2 separate regions of the Homo sapiens genome follow, and region 2 is linked to region 1. Evidence: read pairs that join two places in POLR2A ChIA-PET (ENCODE). Cell type or tissue: HepG2. All regions are shown on one strand. Links, peaks and the distances in the headings refer to the core of each region. The heading gives the core; the rest is flanking DNA.

Region 1 (5,859 bases), core at 473-5,472:
TGAGTCCTGCTTTTTGCATTAAGTCTTTCAACATGTCTTTCTTCCTTTTCAGAATAGGAGTTGTATATGGGTGTGTAGGGGTGGAAAGGTGTTATGCTTTCCTTACCCATCATAAGGGTCACAGCTGATGCTCTTATAACAAAAGACGGATTAACAAGGGAAAAGCATAATACATTTATTTTATCAAAGTTCTGTTTGTTATTTTGATATCTAAATGTACAATCTGAATCAATTTCATCTTTCTTTCATAAGTAACTTATTCATGCTCCAGAGTGGCATCTACAGGAAAAGTTTGTGCTTAAATTAATGAGGCAAAAGCAGTATATCCACTTGAAAATATTTCATTATTTAGCCGTTTAAGTCAGAGGAGCTTCTAGCCAAAGTTTAGAAATGTTTGCACTTAGACAACACCTGCACCCCCCACCTCTGCACCTAGGGTCCTCCCTGTGGCCTCCCCATCAGGCATGGCAGTGCAGAGCCAGCAAAGGGTACCATCTGGCAGGGCCTCCCCACCACCCCTGCGGCCCCGTGGTGCTGCCTAGGGTCAGGTGCCCTCGAAGCTCCATCACTAAACTGCTCAGTGGGACTTACAGGCACTGCTTATTGGAAACAGTCTTCCACTGGATGTTTTATATTCAGAGATTCATCGGGGTAAATCTGACTGAAAGAGAGATTTATTTTGAAAGCCAAGTTTCTCCAGAGGCTTGTCAGTGAAGCTTCAGAGTTCAAGGCTGCTGCATGTCAGTGAGATCAACTGTGTGCCTTTGACACATTGGACTTAGGTAATCAGTCCAGTGTGGAGTTTGGGGCTTGGAGTGGCCATTGGGACAATTCAAGCATAAGAGAGATGGGAACAGGCTGTGCGTAAGGGAGGACTTAATTTGTGTTTATGATGGTAAATTAGGGCCATGAAGTCCTTGTAGGTTCAACTCTCAAAGTAATTACATCTTTGCTAAGATCTGCCAATTCTTTCTGAAGGGGGTAGATTGAAACTACAATTTTAACTCTTGGTTGAATTGCTACTTCTTTTATCAGGTAAAATTCATTGCAAAAGTGAAATCTTTTGGCTAGTTCTGCACTGCCAGAGCCTTCCATTATTATCTTTTTCAGAAACATACTGATGAATAAGGACCTTCACTGCAGCATTATAGTGATGTGAAATAACTGGAGAAGTTGAAAATATTTAACCACTGAGGAATGAATGGTTTAATAATTTATGGTACATCCTTATTGTGGGATACTATTCAAGTATTAAAAAATAAGGCCTGCTGGGTGCAGTGGTTCACGCCTGTAATCCCAGCACTTTGGGAAGCTGAGGCAGGCGGATCACGAGGTCAGGAGTTCGAGACCAGCCTGACCAACATGGTGAAACCCTGTCTCTACTAAAAATACAAAAATTAGCTGAGTGTGGTGGCGTGCACCTCTAATCCCAGCTACTCAGGAGGCCGAGGCAGGAGAATCACTTGAACCCGGGAGGCGGAGGTTGCAGTGAGCTGAGATCATGCCATTGCACTCCAGCCTGGGTGACAGAGTGAGACTTCATCCCCCCCCAATAAAAAAACATAAGGCCTATCTGTATTTAGAGATGTGAACAGAGGGCCACGATATATTGTGGGGGGAAAAAAGCGAGATGCAAAATTATATGTGTATATGTGTATATTCACATATACATACATATGTATACATACCATAATCTATTTTTGTTCAGAGGAAAATCATATGTATGTAAATAGACTGCTTAATAATATTAGCTGATATTTATTAAATTTGTATTGTGTGCTAGCACTTTGTCCAATACTCATCATACCTAAATGACCTCATTTAGTTCTCAAAATAACACTAGGAGGTAGGTAATTATTTAACCCGCTTTACAGCAGAAGAAACAACAGATTAGAAAGGTTAGGAAGCCTTCTCCATGCTGCATGGGAGGTTACAGGCAAAAGTTGGACCCTAGTCCAGAAGCCTGCACTTCCATCCACCATGCTCCGTGTACTGCTTCTTAACATTTACTTGCTAGAAGAATATAAGGCATCCTAGTATTTAGTTGGGGTCTTAAATGAAACTCATACTTGAGATGAGTTTTTAACGAGGTGCCTCTCAGATCCCTCCCTCACACCCTCAATTGGCATCCAGGCTGCCAAAGCCCCCTGCACACATATCTGTGTAACAGATCGTCTCCCCACCCTGACGCCTTCCACCCCATGGTGCTGTTACTTATGGAATTCAGAAGGCAGCTACTGCTTTGTTTTCTGTCTTCCTGATAACTCTAGGAACCTTGAAGAGTACCTGCTACTTACACATCATCTTGTTCTTAAATCAAATTTGGACCATAATTGTTATCATACAATTTTAACTGCTAAGGTCACCTAGTTCTACAGTTCAAATTAAACATTAGCTCATATTGCCTCTAGGTTTAAAACTAATGTACCCAGAAGAAATTTACTAAGGGCCAGCAATGTTGAAATAGCTTAAGTGCAAACAGAGGAGTCCTGTGTGCTGGCAATGACAAGGCGATGTTGTCTAAAGTCCCTATTTGATTCCTCGTTTGTCCATCCCTTCCCAGTGGCCTTTTCCTCTCTGAACTTTCAACAGTCTTGTGCCTAAGCACTTCAGTTCACTCCTTGTTAAATGCCGTTGATTGGCTATGCATATGTAACATCCCTTACTTTATTCCAGAAGAGGTCACCTTAATACTGCTTTAATTCCCTGAAGGGATGATGTTTGGTCATCAGTTAGCAAAACTCAAGCTTTGGAGCACCAGAATGTGTGCCAGAAAAAATTTTTCCAAATGCTTGATAATAAACTCAGAGGGGGGTTTGGTCACCAGAATTGTTAGGTGAGGCTATTGCTTCCTAACTTTTGCTTCCCACAGTCCAAGCTTTGATGCACAAGGTTATGGTTGATTACTTTTTATTGCATTCTAGTGGGAACTGGTTTCTCCACCCATCCTCATTTTCTGTGGTCTCAATTCCCCATTGTTCCTTGGGTCTGAGGATGCAGCTGGATCTGAGAGTGTGAGACGCTGTCATTTAGTACATGAACTAAAGATATAATCCTGTTTACTACTTTTTTTGGTCAAAGCAAAAAATAATGCAAGAGTTATGTGAACACGATGTTTATTACATGTATAGAACTGAATATGTAGATGTTTATAATCCGGAAGCTTTGGGAAACTGGACTTTGATAATTTCCCTGTAATGAATCCATTTCTCAAAAGCATTTTTTTCTAAAAAAAACACACACACACACACACACACACACACATTGTTCTCTGTAACCTCCCCAGATAGATACTTTTTAAAGATCTTGCTTGTTAAAATGCCTGCCAGCCTTTTAGAGAAGTTGACAGGTTAGGTGGTTTCTGTTAGCAGAAACACGTGGACTCAAAGCTTTTCCTCTAAAATGAATCTGTTGTGTAACATCACAGCTGGCTCAGAATACAGGTGCGTGCTCCTGCTCTCCCTGAGAAGATAGAATGGGAAGAGACCAATCCAGATGAGACGCAGGGGAGGAGGGGACACCCAACAGCAAAGGCACTGTTGCAATCTTAGCCTAAACCATATCTCTGAGAAAGAGTTTCTTGTTGCCTGCTTGTATCTCTGGGTGATCACAGACCCCTGCTCTCCAAGGTGGGTTGTGAACTCTGGAGCACTACCAAGATTGGCTAAGAGCTGAAGGAGAGTCCCAAAGGAGCTTCAATTCTGCAGAACTATACAGCCTTCTTTACCTTACCTTGACCAGGTGCTTAGAGTTTGGAAAGTCAGGGATAAGAATTGAAATTCCTCCAGGTAAGAAGACCCCCCTCTTAGGAAATGGACTCCTCCAATTTTCTCACATGATTTTTCAGGCACTTTCGCTTTTCCATATATAGGAGTCGCTCAGGAGCAAGCTGTGGCAAGCTGGAGGGAGGGACACATCCCGTGTTCCATCCACTCCCTCCCTTCTCAGCAGTCCTCGCCTGTTCTCACGTGCTCACAGGCAGTTAGGCAGAAGTGATCCCCGTGGCTCTGCCAAAGACAAGCCTGTTGGGTTGAAAGAAGAAGAAGAAGAAGAAAAAAAAACTCAGGCAAAGTCACAGCCTCAAAATTGTTCACTGAAAGAAGCGTGAGTGGAGAAGTGTGAGAAGATGAATGGACCGGTGGATGGCTTGTGTGACCACTCTCTAAGTGAAGGAGTCTTCATGTTCACATCGGAGTCTGTGGGAGAGGGACACCCGGGTAAGTAGGCTGTCTTGGACTGACTGGAAAACGATCATTCCAAGCCTATACTGAGGGAGTCACTTACAAATGGTTTTAATTTGACACATAATAATTGTGCATATTTATGGGGTACCGTGTGTTGTTTTGATCCATGAGTATAACATTTAATGATCAAATTAGGATAATGGGCATACCCATTGCCACAGACATTGACTACTTCTTTGTGGTGAAAACATTCAAAATTCCCTCTTCTAGCCCTTCAGTCACCCTACTGCGCAATGGAATGCCAGAGCTCATTCCTCCTATCTGACTGTAACTTCGTACCTGTAGGAGTCACTTTTACCAGAGCTCTTCAGAGCAATGTGTGTGAGTTACCAGAAGGGATCTCTAGAGAAACAGCATGGAGTAGTTTCATAAAACAGTCCCTCCTGATGAAGCCGTGCTGTGGCCCACCACCAGCACGCCAGCACAGTGGGTCCAAGACAGGGAGTAGCAGCTGGCTGGCTAAGAGTATGACACATGCAAAATATATGATCAGGTCTTAACTTTTTATATGTATTTTTTTTTTAGGAAAGCTTTAATCTATTATCCATGGCCAATTTAAGTCAACAGGGAATGTTCCTGAAACAAGACCATGGGTGACTAAATTTTGCATGTGAAGCATGTGCAACTTAGGCATGAAAGCCTGCACCCTGGTCACTGCTGGGGTAGACCTCTAGGTGCTGGGGACTCAGTAACGTTCTCTAAGAGCAGAATAGAAGACCTTCTAAACAGGAAGAAAATTTAGGCATTGATTTTGGTCCCTGAAAAGTAGGTAGACTGTGATGTGCGGAAGTGAGAGAAGCTTCCTTGATGACGGTGAGAACTAGGACCAGGACATTCAGAGCCTCAAGTGTAGGACAGTGGTTCTCAAACTTCAGGGAGCTTCAGAATCCCCCAGAGGGCTTGTCAAGACAACAGAGGGCTGGGCCCCACCCTCCAGAGTTTCTGATTCAGTAGGTCTTGGGAGAGGCTCGAGAATTTGCATTTTTGACAAGTTCCCAGGAGATGCTGATGCTCTGGGGTGAGAACCACTGCTCTTGGAGACCCCTGGGGGATAGATGTACAGACTTCTATAGTTAAGTCCCTCTTCAAAATTCATTCGAGTGTTTGCTAACTTATTGCCAAGTCTGCCTTTTTCCATCTTCCTTGCTCTTGTTCTTCCTCAAAGATATTTATCTTTCCTACCTTGTAACTTGGCTTTGGACACCTCAGTGCACTACTCCTTCCATATACTTTAGCCAGTGGTTTTTGACTGGTGGCAGTTTTGCCCCACAACCCCCAAGAGCATTTTGTACTGTCTGGAGACATTTGCAGTTATCACAACTATAGGAGGTGGGGGTAAGGTGCTACTGCCATGTATTGAGTAGAGGTCAGGCACACTGCTAAGCATCCTACAGTGCACAGGACAGCCTCTCAAGAATTATCTGGCCCAAAATGTTAATAGTGCAGCTGTTGAAAAACCTTGAATTGAATTGAGTTTTTTATGTGACTTAGCTCAGTTCAATGTAAATAGCCTCTTTCATTGTGCATAACTGTATAAAGTATCTAGGTTTACTGTATTTTCAATCTCAGATACATTGCTGATTTCTGACACATTCTGATCAGCTCCATGGCTATG
Region 2 (5,859 bases), core at 523-5,522, 55 kb before region 1:
CACTTACGTTGAGGCCTTACAAACACTCTGGAATTGTAGTTCGAGGTTGGAAAATACATCCACTGACAATTTGTTTGGGAACGGAGATCTAATATCCTGTTCTAGTTTTGACAGCACTGGACGTGTATAAAGCAGCTTTACGTTACTTGTGATTCAAACAACATGAGCTGTTGTTGAAGTGAGTTTACTGCAGTGTAAGTTTTACATATGAGTGATGTTTTGCCATGTAATTTTAAAATGAATTAAGAAACATTATCAAGTCTGCAGCCAAAGCTAATTTCCAAAGCCATTTAATGTTTGATAATAGTGGTTGGGAGTATTTCTTCTCATTAAGAAAAATTTAAATCCTGTTTACCAATAACTTACTCGAAAAAGAAACCAAGAAAACAATCTTATTTATAATAGCTTCAAAAAGAATAATATACGTAGGAATAAATGTAACCAAGGAGGTGAAACATCTATACCTTGAAAACTGTAAAACACTAATGCAAAAAATTGAGGAAGACACAAATAAATGGAAAGATATCTTGTGTTCATATATCAGAAGAGTTAGTATTGTTAAAATGTCTATACTACCTAAAGTAATCTGCAGATTCATCTCAATCCCTATCAAAATTCCAATGGCATTCTTCACAGAAACAGAAAAACCCAATTCTAAAATTTGTATGGAAGTACAAAAGACCCTGAATAGCCAAAGCAATCCTAAGAAAGAAAAACGAAGTTGGAACTATCAAATTACTTGATCCAGAATTATATTACAAAGCCATAGTAATTACAACAGTATGGTATTGGCATAAAAACAGACACATAGACCAGTGGAACAGAATAGAGAACCCAGGAATAAGCCCAAGTATATACGGTCAACTAATTTTTGACAAGCCCTGCAAGAAAACACAAAGGGAAAAGGATAGTCTCTTCAATGAACGGTGTTGGGACAACTGGATATCCACATGCAAAAGAATGAAACTGGATCCTTGTCTTCCACCATACACAAAAATCAGTTCAAAATAGATTAAAGACCTAAATGGAAGACCTGAAACTGTAAAACTCCCGGAAGAAAACATAATGTAGAAAAAGCTCCTTGACATTGGTCTTGGCAATAATTTTTTGGGTATGACACCAAAAGCACAGGCAATAAAAGCAAACCTAAACAAATGGGACTAGGTCAAACTAAAATGCTCTTGCACAGCAAACAATCAGCAAAACAAAAAGGCAGCCTATGGATTGGGAGAAGATATTTGTGAACCATATATCTGATAAGGTCTGATAAGGAGTTAATCTCCAAAATATATAAGGAATGCAAACTCAATAGCAAAAAAAAAAAAAAAAAAAAAAAAAAAAAGGATCCCAATTAAAAAATGGGCAAAGGACCTAAATAGACATTTCTCCAAGGAAGATATAAAAGTGGCCAACAGGTATATTATCAAAAGTGACAAGTAATGTTCAACACCGCTAGTCATCAGGGAAGTGCAAATCAAAACCACTATGAGATACCACCTCGCCCCTATTAGGATGGCTGCTTTTTTTTTTTCTTTTTCGGACACAGAGTCTCGCTCTTTCACCCAGGCTGGAGTGAAGTGGCGTGATCTTAGCTCACTCCAACCTCTGCTCCCTGGGTTCAAGCGATTCTCCTGCCTCAGCCTCCTGAGTAGCTGGGATTACAGGCACCCGCCACCACACCTGGCTAATTTTTTTTTTGTATTTTTAGTAGAGACGGGGTTTCGCCATGTTGGCCAGGCTGGTCTTGAACTCCTGACCTCAGGTGATCCACCCACCTCGGCCTCCCAAAGTGTTAGGATTACAGGCATGAGCCACCGTGACCAGCCTAAGATGGCTGTTATCAGAAAGGGAAGAGACATGGCCGGGGGCAGTGGCTCACACCTGTAATCCCAGCACTTCGGGAGGCTGAGGCGGGCAGATCACAAAGTCAGGAGATTGAGACCATCCTAGCTAACATGGTGAAACCCCGTCTCTACTAAAAATACAAAAAATTAGCCGGGCGTGGTGGCGGGCGCCTGTAGTCCCAGCTACTCAGGAGGCTGAGACAGGAGAATGGTGTGAACCCAGGAGGTAGAGCTTGCAGTGAGCTGAGATCGCGCCACTGCACTCCAGCCTGGGTGACAGAGTGAGACTCCGTCTCAAAAAAGAAAAAAAAAAAAAAAAAAAAAAAAAAAGAAAGGGAAGAGACACACATTGGTGAGGGTGTGGAGAAAAGTGAACTCTTCTACACTGTTGATGGGAATACAAATTGGCGCAGCCATTATGCAAAATGGTATGGGTGTATTTCAAAAAATTAAAAGCTACCATATGACCCAGTAATTCCTCTTCTCAGTATATATTCAAAGGAAATGAAACCAGCACCTTATAGAGACTACTTGCACTCCCATGTCCATTGCAGCATTATTTACAATAGCCAAGATTTGGAAACAACATAAATGTCTGTCAGTGGATGACTGGATAAAGAAATTGTGAGCTGATCACAGTGGCTCACACCTGTAATCCCAGTACTTTGGGAGGCCGAGGCCTGAGGATCACTTGAGGTCCAGAGTTCGAGACCAGCTTGGGCAACATAGGGAGACCTCATCTCTAGAAAAAATGTATAAATTATCCAGGCATGATGATGATGGCATGCACCTGTGGTCCCAGCTACTCAGGAAGCTGAGGTGGGAGGATTAATTGAGCCCTGGAGGTTGAGGCAGTGCCACTGCACTCCCACCTGGGTGACAGAGCAAGACCCTGTCTTGAAAAAACGTAAGATGTATTTCTCATGTATATCTTGTATATATATATCTCACATATATGTATCACATATATGTATATATAAAAGAATATTATTCAGCTTTAAGAAAGAAGTAGGTCCTGCCATTTGTGATGACATGGATGAAACTGAAGGACATGATGTTAAGTGAAATAAACCAGACATCAAAAGAAAAATACCACATGCTGTCTATGTAGAAATCTTAAAAAAAAAATGTTGAATACATAAAAAGAGAGAATAGAACAGTGGTTACCAAGAGGTGGAGTGGGGGTAGGCCTGGAAGAAGAATGAGGAGATGTAGGTCAAAATGTACAAAATTGCAATTGTGTAGTATGAATAAATGTAGAGATCTAAAGTACAGCATGAGGATGATAGCCAATAAGATTGTATTGTGTACTGGAAAATTTTTAAGAGAGTAGATTTTAGGTGCTCTTACCATACAAAAGTAACTGTCTAAGATGATGGATATTGAAATTGCTTACCTGTGGTAAGCATTCACTATATATATCAAAACATTATATGCATCTTCAATTTACACAATAAAAAGTTAAATCTTGACCCTGAGCTCAAAAATTCATAATATAACTGTTAAGCCATGGAACTGCTGTGTGGTAGGACATCAGGATATATTCAGCTTCTGTTTCTGACAAAAATTCACAGAATTGATGGTCCAGTTTACAAGAGTGAATGAAGGTCACTGTTGACACTGCTGGATCAATAACACATAATAGATTCAAATACTTTCACAGAGTAGCTGCTGTTGAGTAATATGATGAACACTTCCCGGCTTTAAACACTATTTTCTCATGAGCTTTGTAAATTTGTTCAGCTCAGCCTTTTTCTATTCCACATGTATTTTTATCACTGTCAGCTATGACACATCTTAGCAGATTTCACTGCAGGTTGTATTGAATCAGTGTTTCTACACGACTTTGAAAATGCTCTTGTCTGTAATTGTTCCATGAAGACTGTATTAGTCCATTTTCAAGCAGCTGATAAAGACATACCCAACACTGGGAAGAAAAAGAGGTTTAATTGGACTTACAGTTCCACATTGCTGGGGAGGTCTCAGAATCATGGTGGGAGGCGAAAGGCACTTCTTACATGGTGGCAGCAAGAGAAAATGAGGAAGAAGCAAAAGTGGAAACCCCTGATAAACCCATCAGATCTCGTGAGACTTATTCACTATCGTGAGAATAGCACAGGGAAGACCAGCTCCCATGATTCAGTTAACTCCTTCTGGGTCCCTCCCACAACACTTGGGAATTCTGGGAGATACAATTCAAGTTGAGAATTGAATGGGGACATAGCCAAACCATATCAAAGACTATTCATAGAGGTTTGGTTTTTCAGTCACTTCAAACTCAGCATTGACCCTTTCCATAAACAACAACTGAGCAGTGTTGGGAACATCTGTCTGCTTATCAGGAGCCAAGGAAAGCCACTCAGAATCATGTGCCTTGTTATTAGTTGACTACTGATGTTGCTCCCAGTGTCAACTCTGAGCAGCTGCTCTCACCAAAAGGCTAAAATCTTAGACAAGTTTGTTTTTTCCTGGACACATTTTTTTTGGCCACTGAAATAAAACATGTTTTAATTCACTCATCATTGGTAAATATCTTTCCTTGCTTTCATAACAAATGAGCCTCTTGGAACCCTACTTTTGTTGCAGACTTATTTTCATTTTTAATTTTTGTAAATAAATTCTGCTGTGATAATTCTGTTTTTGTTATTTTTATTTTTTTAAGACAGAGTCTCGCTCTGTCACCCAGGCTGGAGTGCAGTGGTGCGATCTCAGCTCACTGCAACCTCTACCTCCCAGATTCAAGCAATTCTCTTGCCTCAGCCTCCCAAGTGGCTGAGACTACAGGCACCTGCTACCACGCGTAATTTTTTTTGGTATTTTTAGTAGAGACAGGGTTTCACCATGTTGGCCAGGCTGGTCTTGAACTCCTGTCCTCAGGCCTTCCAAGTGCTGGTATTACAGGTGTGAGCCACCATGCCCAGCCAATTCTGTTTTACATTTTCTAATTTTTTTTGGCCTTTGTGCTCTGTGAGCTGGGACTATTGTGATGAGTGCTTAGTCTGGTAATGTTGATATTTATTATATTCTTTTGGTACAGTGGCACTGTATAGCAAGAAACATGTTTTGCCATTTAATTTGATGACAAAATAATACACACTCTAGTGTGCCTTAAAAGTGCGACATTCAAAATTCACTATTTTTCTTTTTTTTTTCTCAAAATTTTGTTTAGAGATGGGGGTCTCGCTATGCTGCCCAGGCTGGTCTTGAACTCCTGGCTTCAAGTAATCCTCCTGCCTCGCTCCTGAGTAGCTGGGATTACAGGAATAAGCCACCCATCCCTGGCTTTCTTGTTTTGACATAATGGATATAATTTTTTTAAATGTCACAGTATAGTGATACCATGGCACTCCAAACACTGCTGTTACAATGATGTTACTGCGGTTTGTAGTGTGCTGGGCAGCCAGGCAAAGTGGTGAGTGCACCACATGTGGTCTCTGTTATAACTACTACACTCTGCTATGGCAGCACAAAAGCGCTCGTAGACAATACGTAAACAAATTAGCATGGCTGTGTTTCAATAAAGCTTTAAGGATGCTGAAATTTACATTTCATACCGTTTTCCTATGTCATGAAATATTATTTCTTTTAAATTTTTTCTATTTAAAAATGTAAAAGCCATTCTTTCTTTGTAAGCTATAAAAAACAGGAGGTGGGTTGGCTTTGGCCCACAGGCTTTATTGCTGAACCCTATTCTAGTGTGACAGATATGCTGAGTTGGGAGCAAATATATTGTTGGTTAGTAATGATTTCAGATGATATTCTTTTTTCTTCTTTTCTTTTTTTTTTTTTTTTTTGAGAGGGAGTCTTACTCTGTTGCCTAGGCTGGAATGCAATGGCACAATCTCGGCTCACTGCAACCTCCACCTCCCAGGTTCAAGCGATTCTCCTGCCTCAGCCTCCCGAGTAGCTGAGATTACAGGCATGTGCCACCCTGCCCAGCTAATTTTTGTATTTTTAGTAGAGACAGGGTTTCACCATGTTGGCCAGTCTGGTCTCAAACTCCTGACCTCAGATG

The links. ChIA-PET counts read pairs that join two places held together with the same protein. Peaks named below come from ENCODE experiments on the same cell type or tissue, not always from the same donor. Only the 100,000 strongest peaks of a DNase experiment are listed, where the experiment ranks them.
Region 2: POLR2A ChIA-PET joins it to region 1 with 9 read pairs; 2 of 35 experiments call an interaction of 5 or more read pairs at or near these places.

What each region holds. Positions count from the first base shown.
Region 1 is chr10:80,287,691-80,293,549 of GRCh38, reverse strand. MAT1A (methionine adenosyltransferase 1A) reads left to right here and starts at 3,892. Exons shown (of 9, transcript NM_000429.3): 1 at 3,892-4,217. The coding sequence starts at 4,127. RefSeq lists an enhancer at 3,763-4,057. In HepG2, for the core only: a CTCF peak has its summit at 3,885; DNase peaks (open chromatin) are centred at 759, 2,519, 3,469 and 3,869; H3K4me3 peaks cover 2,836 bases.
Region 2 is chr10:80,342,760-80,348,618 of GRCh38, reverse strand. All of the region lies in intron 3 of DYDC1 (DPY30 domain containing 1), which reads left to right. It also overlaps a transcript of DYDC2 not described here. Among named protein-coding and RNA genes, the nearest start is that of DYDC1, 11 kb to the left of the region's middle. RefSeq lists a silencer at 1-180. In HepG2, for the core only: no CTCF peak of the experiment used is centred there; no DNase peak of the experiment used is centred there.